Linked DNA regions of Homo sapiens: region 1 is linked to region 2. A link is a loop called in an ENCODE intact Hi-C map of the cell type or tissue named here. Cell type or tissue: heart right ventricle. All regions are shown on one strand.

Region 1 (5,000 bases), 160 kb before region 2:
CCTGAGCAGGATGCTGGGGCGGAATGCTGGCCGGATGCCTTCTATTCTGAGGCTGCCTCCTCTCATCAGTAGGCAAAGGACATGAGCCCGACAGCCCCAGGCACCTTTTCCTTCAGTAACATCAATAATTTATGCCACTGGAAAGCCTCACAGCCAGGGCAGGATCTGAGATGCTCACAGGATCTCTGTAACAGTGAGGTGGTCGATACCGCATTTACTTAGGGAAGCCCCAGGGACGTACTGGAGCCCGGGGAGAGCAGCTGGTCACAACCCCACACGTGGGTTGAGCTGGGGCAGTAAGTCTGGCTTGAGAGGCCAGGAAACAAGCATCCAGCCAGCTGTGCGGGCTGTGGCTTTCCTAAAGACCAGGCTCCCTTCAAAAGCAAGGGGCCGTTAGAGAAAAAAAAAAAAAAAGGGAAGGAGCTGGTAGCCGTGAGGTAGGGGACAGTCCTCACTATGTTTCTCATTCATTCAGTATTTACTAAACATCGTGCCAGGTGCTGTGTGTCGAGCTTGAGTCTACAGCCATGGTTCTCATCCAGGTGATTTTGCTCCCCCAGGGGACATCTAGCACTGTCTAGAGACATTTTGGGTTGTCACAGTTGGAGGAGGGGACGTGCTACCGGTATCCAGTGGGTAGAACCCAGCGATGCTGCTAAGCATCCTGCAACGCACAGTCCCCCATGACAGAGAACAACCCAGCCCAAATGTCAGTCGTGCCAAGACTGAAGGAGCCTTGTCTGCCGGTGAACAAGAGAGACCATGTCCCTGCCCTGCCACGTCTTGCAATGGAGGAAGTGAGGATGGGAGGACAGGAGGAAGGGAAGGCAGAAACAAAGTAAACAGCCAAAAAATGACAGACGTGATTAGACCAGAGGCTGTGGTGGAGAGGACTGGGGTGTGACCTTGGCCAAGTCTGAGTTGATGGCATCAGAGCTGAGCTCAGCACTGGGAGGAGGAGTGGCCAGGCAGAGGGAGCAGAGGGGCAAGAGGAGACTTGGGTTAGGCCCATCGCTGAGGCTGCTGTGTGGACTCCAGCTCGTATATGGGCAAGAGAGAGGGCAGCAGGGAGAATTCTGCAGGTTTCCCAGGGAGAGAGGCACTCTGGGGAATCCTCCAGAGATGTTCTAGAGAGCGAGCGTGGGAGGTGAGGGAGAGACGCAGCCTGGAACCAAGGAAGACAGCTGCTTTTGTGTTTACTACATTTGAAATGCTGGGATTCCAGCACTTTGGGAGGCCGAGGCGGGTGGATCACCTGAGGTCAGGAGTTCGAGACCAGCCTGGCCAACATGGTGAAACCTAGTCTCTACTAGAAATACAAAAAAATTTAGCCAGGCGTGGTGGCGCACGCCTGTAATCCCAGCTACTCAGGAGGCTGAGGCAGGAGAATCGTTTGAACCTGGGGAATCAGAGGCTGTAGTGAGCCTCCGATTGCGCCACTGCACTCCAGCCTGGGCGACAGACAGACTCCGTCTCAAATAAAAACAAAAAAGGAAAGAAATGCTGGGAGCCCGCGGAGTGAGGTCGCACCCAGGAGTTGAGTTGTGTGACCTTGTGCAAAGGTTGTCACCTCCTGGAGACTCTGTATTGTCACCTGTAAGATGGAGGTCCTAATAGGAGCTGTCTCACAGGGCATTGTGAGGACTGGATGTGTCCAATTCCTGGCTGTTAGCTGTTAGCCTCGAGAGGCTGAGACCAGGTAATGTGTGCCACTCATTCTCCCAGTGCAGCACTTGGCCTGTGGCTGTGTCTTTAAAGTTTCATTTTTTTCCCCTTATTTTTCTTTCTTTGGTTTTTTTTTTTTTTTTTGGAGACGGAGTCTAGCTCTGTCGCCCAAGCTGGAGTTTAGTGGCACGAGCTCAGCTCACTGCAACCTTCGCCTCCCAGGTTCAAGCAATTCTGCTGCCTCAGCCTCCCAAGTAGCTGGGATTACAGGCGCCCGCCACCATGCCCAGCTAATTTTTGTATTTTTTAGTAGAGACGGTGTTTTACTGTGTTGGCCAGGCTGGTCTTGAACTCCTGACCTCGTGATCCGCCCGCCTCTGCCTCCCAAACTGCTGGGATTACAAGCATGAGCCACCACGCCCAGCCTTCCTCTTATTTTTCAAGAGGTCAGATGTGGCACAGAGTATCCAATTCAAAGAATACAAAAGGGTATACAGAGAAGTTGGCCTCCCTCCTACCCTGTCCTTCAGCCACCAGTGATGATGATTCACGGTTCTTCACTGCACCCAGCCAAGGGTACAGATGGGTCCCAAAACCTCCGTGCCTGAGGAAAGGAGCACGTTTTCCTATGTGTGCAAAGGTGCCGTGTGCGCTTGCAGGTTTGAAATGAGGCGAGTCTTCTTCAAGAAGTCAGGAGAGGGGGAGTCTTCCAATGAATTCATCTTTCCTTCCCCCCAACCATTCCCCTCTTGGCTTTTCTAGAATGTTCGTGGCATCAGAGAGAAAGATGAGAGCTCACCAGGTGCTCACCTTCCTCCTGCTCTTCGTGATCACCTCGGTGGCCTCTGAAAACGCCAGCACATCCCGAGGCTGTGGGCTGGACCTCCTCCCTCAGTACGTGTCCCTGTGCGACCTGGACGCCATCTGGGGCATTGTGGTGGAGGCGGTGGCCGGGGCGGGCGCCCTGATCACACTGCTCCTGATGCTCATCCTCCTGGTGCGGCTGCCCTTCATCAAGGAGAAGGAGAAGAAGAGCCCTGTGGGCCTCCACTTTCTGTTCCTCCTGGGGACCCTGGGCCTCTTTGGGCTGACGTTTGCCTTCATCATCCAGGAGGACGAGACCATCTGCTCTGTCCGCCGCTTCCTCTGGGGCGTCCTCTTTGCGCTCTGCTTCTCCTGCCTGCTGAGCCAGGCATGGCGCGTGCGGAGGCTGGTGCGGCATGGCACGGGCCCCGCGGGCTGGCAGCTGGTGGGCCTGGCGCTGTGCCTGATGCTGGTGCAAGTCATCATCGCTGTGGAGTGGCTGGTGCTCACCGTGCTGCGTGACACAAGGCCAGCCTGCGCCTACGAGCCCATGGACTTTGTGATGGCCCTCATCTACGACATGGTACTGCTTGTGGTCACCCTGGGGCTGGCCCTCTTCACTCTGTGCGGCAAGTTCAAGAGGTGGAAGCTGAACGGGGCCTTCCTCCTCATCACAGCCTTCCTCTCTGTGCTCATCTGGGTGGCCTGGATGACCATGTACCTCTTCGGCAATGTCAAGCTGCAGCAGGGGGATGCCTGGAACGACCCCACCTTGGCCATCACGCTGGCGGCCAGCGGCTGGGTCTTCGTCATCTTCCACGCCATCCCTGAGATCCACTGCACCCTTCTGCCAGCCCTGCAGGAGAACACGCCCAACTACTTCGACACGTCGCAGCCCAGGATGCGGGAGACGGCCTTCGAGGAGGACGTGCAGCTGCCGCGGGCCTATATGGAGAACAAGGCCTTCTCCATGGATGAACACAATGCAGGTAAAGTGGGCACCACCCGGCTGGGTCAGGCCGGGGGACCATTCATCTCAAAAGATACTCTTCTTCCTCTTCAGTGGGGATGGGCGGTCCCAGTACCTGGGGCAGTCCTAGCAGATCAGAACCCACAAATGTTGACTCCTGGGCTGAAACTGACCCAGATATGGGTTTGGGTTGTTTGTTTGTCTGTTTGTTTGAGACAGATTTTCGCTCTTGTCACCCAGGCTGGAGCACAATGGTGCAATCTCAGCTCACTGCAACCTCCGCCTCCTGGGTTCAAGTGATTCTGCTGTCTCAGCCTCCCAAGTAGCTGGGACTATAGGCGTGTGCCACCACGCCCAGCTAATTTTTGTATTTTTAGTAGAGATGGGGTTTCACCATATTGGCCAGCTTGGTCTTGAACTCCTGACCTCAGCTGATATGCCCACCTCGGCCTCCCAAAGTGCTGGGATTACAGGAGTGAGCCACCACGCCCAGCAGGGTTTGGGTTTTTTGTTTTTTGTTTTTTTCTTTCTTTCTTTTTTTTTTTTTTTTTTTGAGACAGGGTCTTGTTCTGTTGCCCAGGCTGAGTGCAACAGTGTGATCATAGCTCACTGCAGCCTCGAACTCCTGGCTAAAGCAATCCTCCCAACTCAGCCTCCTGAGTAGCTGGAACTGCATGCATACGCCACCATGTCCAGCTACTTTTTTTATTCTTTTTAGAGACAGGGTCTCATTATGTGGCCCAGGCAGGTCTCAAACTCCGGGGCTCAAATGATCCTCCCGCCTCAGCCTCCCAAAACTCTGGCATGAGCCACTATGCTCAGCCTCAGATATGGATTTTTATTAAGCTTTTTTTTTTTCCCTACCAATTGCCAGCCAATTTATTTTAAAAATACAGGTTTCTGGCTTCTTTTGCAAAGTCAAATCTGGCAACACTGGACCAACATTTCCACCAGGCTGCAATGGTCTGAAACTGACTTGAGCCCATGTGCACTGGAAGGGCCCTGCCTCTGGCCCCTCCTGGACTTGTGGCTGCCCTTTAGATGGGAATCCACTTTTCTGTTCACCGCACTCTCTACCGCTCTCTATTGCACCTGACCCAGCTGCTATATAGGATAGTAACATTAATTCCCTGGCTCCCCCAAAGCATTTGAGTCTTCAACCCATGTGCTGGATGGATGTAGGGGGCCACAGCGGGGATTGCTCCCATCCCCTCTCCTAGCTCAGTTACCGGGAATGTACTAATTTGGGCCCTGGAGGCAGATGTCTGCGTTCAAATTTTGCCTCTGCCACTTCCTAGATGTGTGGCTTTGAGGAAATTATATTACTTTCGTGAGCCTCAGTTTTTCTCATCTGTGAACTAGAAATAGTAAGAGACTGTACCTCATAGAGCTGTTAGGAGAAGGAACACAGTGAGTACAAAGCCCTCTTGGTACCTGGTATGTTCTCTGTGCATCTGACTTGGCTTCCACTGAAAGAAGAATCTGAGACACAAGGGCTCCAGTGCAGGTGGTTTCGTGGGGAAGTGGTCCCTGCAAGGGAGAGGACAGGGAGAATGAGACT
Region 2 (5,000 bases):
TGAGGAGGGAGGTGTTATATTCCCCCATTTTCCAGATGGAGAAATTGAGGCTCAGGGAGGTTAGCTGATTTACTTAAGGTGAGAGAGGCATTTAGGTTTGAACCTAGGGCTGTGTGGATTTAAAATTTACGCTGTTTCTGTAGTATTTCTTTTTTTGCTTTAAAGGAATCATGTCCATTTTCCCTGTCCCACAACGCTTTGACCACCCACTCAAAGAAACATGGCTCTTGGCAATGCTTAGTAGAATTGAACACAGGATGGCTTGGTATGGGATAACTTGTACCATTTGTTTTTTCAGGAATGATCACCAAGACACACAAAGTAGACCTTGGGCTCCCAGAGAAGAAAAAGAAGAAGAAAGTGGTCAAAGAACCAGAGACTCGATACTCAGTTTTAAACAATGATGATTACTTTGCTGATGTTTCTCCTTTAAGAGCTACATCCCCCTCTAAGAGTGTGGCCCATGGGCAGGCACCTGAGATGCCTCTAGTGAAGAAAAAGAAGAAGAAAAAGAAGGGTGTCAGCACCCTTTGCGAGGAGCATGTAGAACCTGAGACCACGCTGCCTGCTAGACGGACAGAGAAGTCACCCAGCCTCAGGAAGCAGGTGTTTGGCCACTTGGAGTTCCTCAGTGGGGAAAAGAAAAATAAGAAGTCACCTCTAGCCATGTCCCATGCCTCTGGGGTGAAAACCTCCCCAGACCCTAGACAGGGTGAGGAGGAAACCAGAGTTGGCAAGAAGCTCAAAAAACACAAGAAGGAAAAAAAGGGGGCCCAGGACCCCACAGCCTTCTCGGTCCAGGACCCTTGGTTCTGTGAGGCCAGGGAGGCCAGGGATGTTGGGGACACTTGCTCAGTGGGGAAGAAGGATGAGGAACAGGCAGCCTTGGGGCAGAAACGGAAGCGGAAGAGCCCCAGAGAACACAATGGGAAGGTGAAGAAGAAAAAAAAAATCCACCAGGAGGGAGATGCCCTCCCAGGCCACTCCAAGCCCTCCAGGTCCATGGAGAGCAGCCCTAGGAAAGGAAGTAAAAAGAAGCCAGTCAAAGTTGAGGCTCCGGAATACATCCCCATAAGTGATGACCCTAAGGCCTCCGCAAAGAAAAAGATGAAGTCCAAAAAGAAGGTAGAGCAGCCAGTCATCGAGGAGCCAGCTCTGAAAAGGAAGAAAAAGAAGAAGAGGAAAGAGAGTGGGGTAGCAGGAGACCCTTGGAAGGAGGTAGTTTTTCCTTCAGAAATGGACTTTGCCGTGGGAGAATTAAGGGTGGGGTTTGGGAGGGGTGTGTAGGCGTGTGTGCATGTTTGTACATGCACGAGTACTCATGCTTTTAGCTAAAACCCTGGTTAAATTAATTTCAGCCAGAATAGGGAGTTTATTGATATATGCAATTGGAAAGGTTATGGTTAACTAGCTTCAGGTATGGCTGGATCTAGGGGCTCATGCAGTATCATCGATAATTGCAGGTATCCTTTGCTACTGAAACCACCCAAGTTTTCCCTGTCTGCCGTTGGGGTCTGAATTAACTGGGATCAATTTTTCAGATGAATCCCTTGCTTTCTGAACTCTTGCCACTTGCTATCCAAAACTCAGGAACCAAGTAACATGAGATAACGTAGTGCCTGTAGCTATCTGAGTATCATCACAGCTCAGTATACACAATTTATACATCAAATAGATTTGGGTAGCCGGAGATGCCTGTATGAGATTTCCTCAGCTCTGGGCTTTGTATTTTTCTATCTTGGTTTATGGCCCATCCTCCTCCTCCACCTCCATCACATTGTGACCTGATGGTCCCGGCAGCTCTAGGCTTTCATCCCAGCAGTTCAGCCACCCCCAAAGGAAGAAGGGTGGCCCCTGTAAATCTATGACAGAAGTCTCAGGGCCACTATCGCAGGCCTCAGTTGGGTCAATCTATCCAGAAGCTCTAATCTAAAACCAAAGGTGGCCGGGTGCGGTGGCTCATGCTTGTAATCCCAGCACTTTGGGAGACCAAGGCAGGCAGATCACTTGAGGCCAGGAGTTCGAGACCAGCCTGGCCAACATGGTGAAACCCCATCTCTACTAAAAATACAGAAACTAGCTGGGCATGATGGCAGGCGCCTGTATTCCCAGCTACTCGTGAGGCTGAGGCACGAGAATTGCTTAAACCTGGGAGGTGGAGGTTGCAGTGGGCCGACATGCCACTGCACTCCAGCCTGGGTGACAGAGCGGGACTGTCTCAAAAAAAAAAAACTTGAGGTGAAGGACAGGGCGGGTATCAGTCCTAACTAAACCACACCGTCTGAGATGCGGGGAGGCAGTTTCTGAGAGGAAAACTGGAGTTCTGTTACCAGGAGGGAAGGAGTGGATGATGGCTTGGTGAAAACCACAGAGACCTGCTGTCTTCAGCCTGCCAGGCTGCCTGGAGTGGGAGAGGGAGGCCTGAGGTGAGCCGGAGGGCTGGTGGCTCCCCAGACCCACAGCCTTTCCCAGCTGAGCCCCTTCCAGGGCCAGGCCCCCATTCCTGTCCTCAGGTGTGTGCACGGACGTGTGGGCCGAAACGATGGTGTGTGTCTTGTTTCAGGGTGTGTGTCCTGCTCCAGACAGTGTCCGGCCCTTCCGTGTGGCCGGTGGCTGACATTTCTTGAGTGTTTACTGTATGCCCAGACTGCTTTGTATCAACCCATCTCATCCTCCTACCTGTCTGGTGAGGTAGCTGCTGTGGGCACCCCCATTTGACAGATCAGGAAACTGAGGCTCCAGAGACTTAATACCTTGTCTAAGGCCACACAGCTGGCAAGAGGTGGAGTTGGGATTCAAACTCAGCTAGTCTGGCTTCTGAAGTTGGCATTTATCCCTTCTCAGAAACCATCTATGTAACCTCTTGTAGAAGCCGGTATTAGTAGAGCCCCAGAAATGACCATCTTTCCATTAGCATAAACCCCAGATTCTCTTCCGAGCTCTGCACCAATCTGCTGGGTGACCTTGGACCACCCATTGCTCGGTTAGAGGGGGAGGGGAGTGGAGGGGTGGCCTCCATATCAAAGGCCTCCAGGTGTTAGCTTTGGTTGCTAGGATTTTCCCAGCTTTGCCCTAGTCCATTAGCCTTGGTTTTACCAGCATCTTCCTTTATTCAGAAACTTGGAGTTGGGAGGAACCCTAGAGGCTTGGGCCCAGCCGCCATCAGACTCTAGAATCCCTTCTCCCAGGAGCTCAGTGAAAGGGAGTTCCCTCTGCTTAACATCTGTGGGGGGACTCTACCTCCCACAGCAGCCCACCCAGTCCAGCAAATGCACATGTGTTGCAGGCCTGGATGAGTGATGGGAATGGAGAGGGCTTCCAGGGTCATCACACACGTGACGCTAGGTGCCAGGCACAGCACACTTCTCAAGTGAGGACGCATGAAATGTCAGCATTTGTCGTTACTGAAGAACCCCAAGAAAGTGGCCGGCCTGAGGTCTCGCTGTTGGAGGGTGTCTTCAGGGCCAAGGCGGGTGGGAGAGCATGGTGCATGTTAGTGTGGTCCTTGGCCTCTGTCCTGTAGTTTGGTGTCACCGTAGGAGGTAGGTGACGTGTGTAGTGGGAAAGGTCGGACACCAAGCCCTGGGTCAGGAGATGTGGGTTAGAATCACCAGTCCCTGAGCCGTGGGGTAACCTTGTAGTCACTTTACCTGTCTGAGTCTCAGTTTCTTCATCCGTCAAATAGTTTAGTACTACTGTTTTGCGGGAGAATTGTGGAAGAGAAGGGATGGGAAGGGCTTTGCTGACTGAGATGTTTCTAGGTGGCAGGGCTGGGGGTGATGCCGTGGTCTGAGGTCTTTTCTGGACTTTGTCATGGTCTCACCCTGGCTGGGTGCAGAGGCAGAGGCCATTCATTGTAAACTTGAACCTTAGCCAGCTCTGCCCTCTCCTGCAGGAAACAGACACGGACTTAGAGGTGGTGTTGGAAAAAAAAGGCAACATGGATGAGGCGCACATAGACCAGGTACAGCCCAGACCCTCCTCAGGCCCCTCCCGCTGCCTCCTGCCACCCTTGGAGTCTCACTTGCTGCCTGCCAGGCTGGCTAGGTGATCCTGGTCTCAGGGGCACCAGGGACTCCAGAGGCCACTGGGCCAGCTGCCAACGCACACCTCCCGGGCCGGGAATGCGTGCTTTCCCCATCCTCATGCTGGGGGCCCTTCCGGCTGCCGTGGCCATGGCCGAGAGGCCCGACTGGCCATTCCCTGTTACTTGCTGCAGGATGTGGGGGACATGTCCCTAAGACCCTGCAGCTGGGCAGGTGACACATGCTGCCACCCCCTGGGCTAATTCAGGAGCATTTAGAGGAGAAGTTTTGTTGTGAATCAGCTTCCGCTTCTGTCGTTCCCATATCCCGTGGCAAATGCATCCCTGTGGGAAGTGGACTTTCTGGCCTTGGGGATTTTTTTTTTTTTTTTTTTTTTTTGAGACGGAGTCTCACTCTGTCCCCCAGGCTGGAGTGCCGTGGCGTGATCTTGGCTCACTGCAAGCTCTTAAGCCTCAGTTTCTAGGAAAATTCATTCTTAAGAGGCTAAAGAGGATAAATGAGCCTGCCCAGTGTAGGCCAAGGGGCGCAGCCCTTGAGATGCTAAGAGAATACTTATGATAGCAGCTTCCCATTGTTTGTAGCAGAGTCAAGCTGTGTTAGTTCCTCCCACGTTCCGTTCCCCCAGCCCCGTCTCTGTCCTGGGTTTTAAGCTTGAAAGAAGATCTCTGTCTGACGGCCCTCTTCTGTCATCCTTCTTGCTCAGGTGAGGCGAAAGGCCTTGCAAGAAGAGATCGATCGCGAGTCAGGCAAAACGGAAGCTTCTGAAACCAGGAAGTGGACGGTAAGTTTGGGGCTAGGGCTCTGCGAGGAGGTGGCACGCTCGGCCTCCCGACGCTTCCCCTCGCCTCCAGCATGAGGAGTGGAGCAGGAGAACCAAGTATGTCCAGGCCCCAGAGGCAGCCCTAGCCTGCAGCAGGCTCCCTCCACAGCAGAATTTGTCCTGAGCTAATTTCC

What was found. Peaks named below come from ENCODE experiments on the same cell type or tissue, not always from the same donor. Only the 100,000 strongest peaks of a DNase experiment are listed, where the experiment ranks them.
Region 1: it touches region 2 in a loop (4-fold over the local background); 77 of 110 quality-filtered maps call a loop at or near these places.

The regions. Positions count from the first base shown.
Region 1 is chr16:19,870,274-19,875,273 of GRCh38, reverse strand. GPRC5B (G protein-coupled receptor class C group 5 member B) reads left to right here. Exons shown (of 4, transcript NM_016235.3): 2 at 2,428-3,458. The coding sequence starts at 2,429. Among named protein-coding and RNA genes, the nearest start is that of GPRC5B, 12 kb to the left of the region's middle. RefSeq lists an enhancer at 2,592-3,092. In heart right ventricle, no CTCF peak of the experiment used is centred here; no DNase peak of the experiment used is centred here; H3K27ac peaks cover 1,771 bases.
Region 2 is chr16:19,710,336-19,715,335 of GRCh38, reverse strand. KNOP1 (lysine rich nucleolar protein 1) reads left to right here. Exons shown (of 5, transcript NM_001012991.3): 2 at 299-1,218; 3 at 3,896-3,964; 4 at 4,750-4,827. The coding sequence starts at 301. Among named protein-coding and RNA genes, the nearest start is that of KNOP1, 5.4 kb to the left of the region's middle. RefSeq lists enhancers at 2,655-3,380, 4,106-4,832, 4,833-5,000 and a silencer at 4,475-4,769. In heart right ventricle, no CTCF peak of the experiment used is centred here; no DNase peak of the experiment used is centred here; H3K4me3 peaks cover 747 bases; H3K27ac peaks cover 1,471 bases.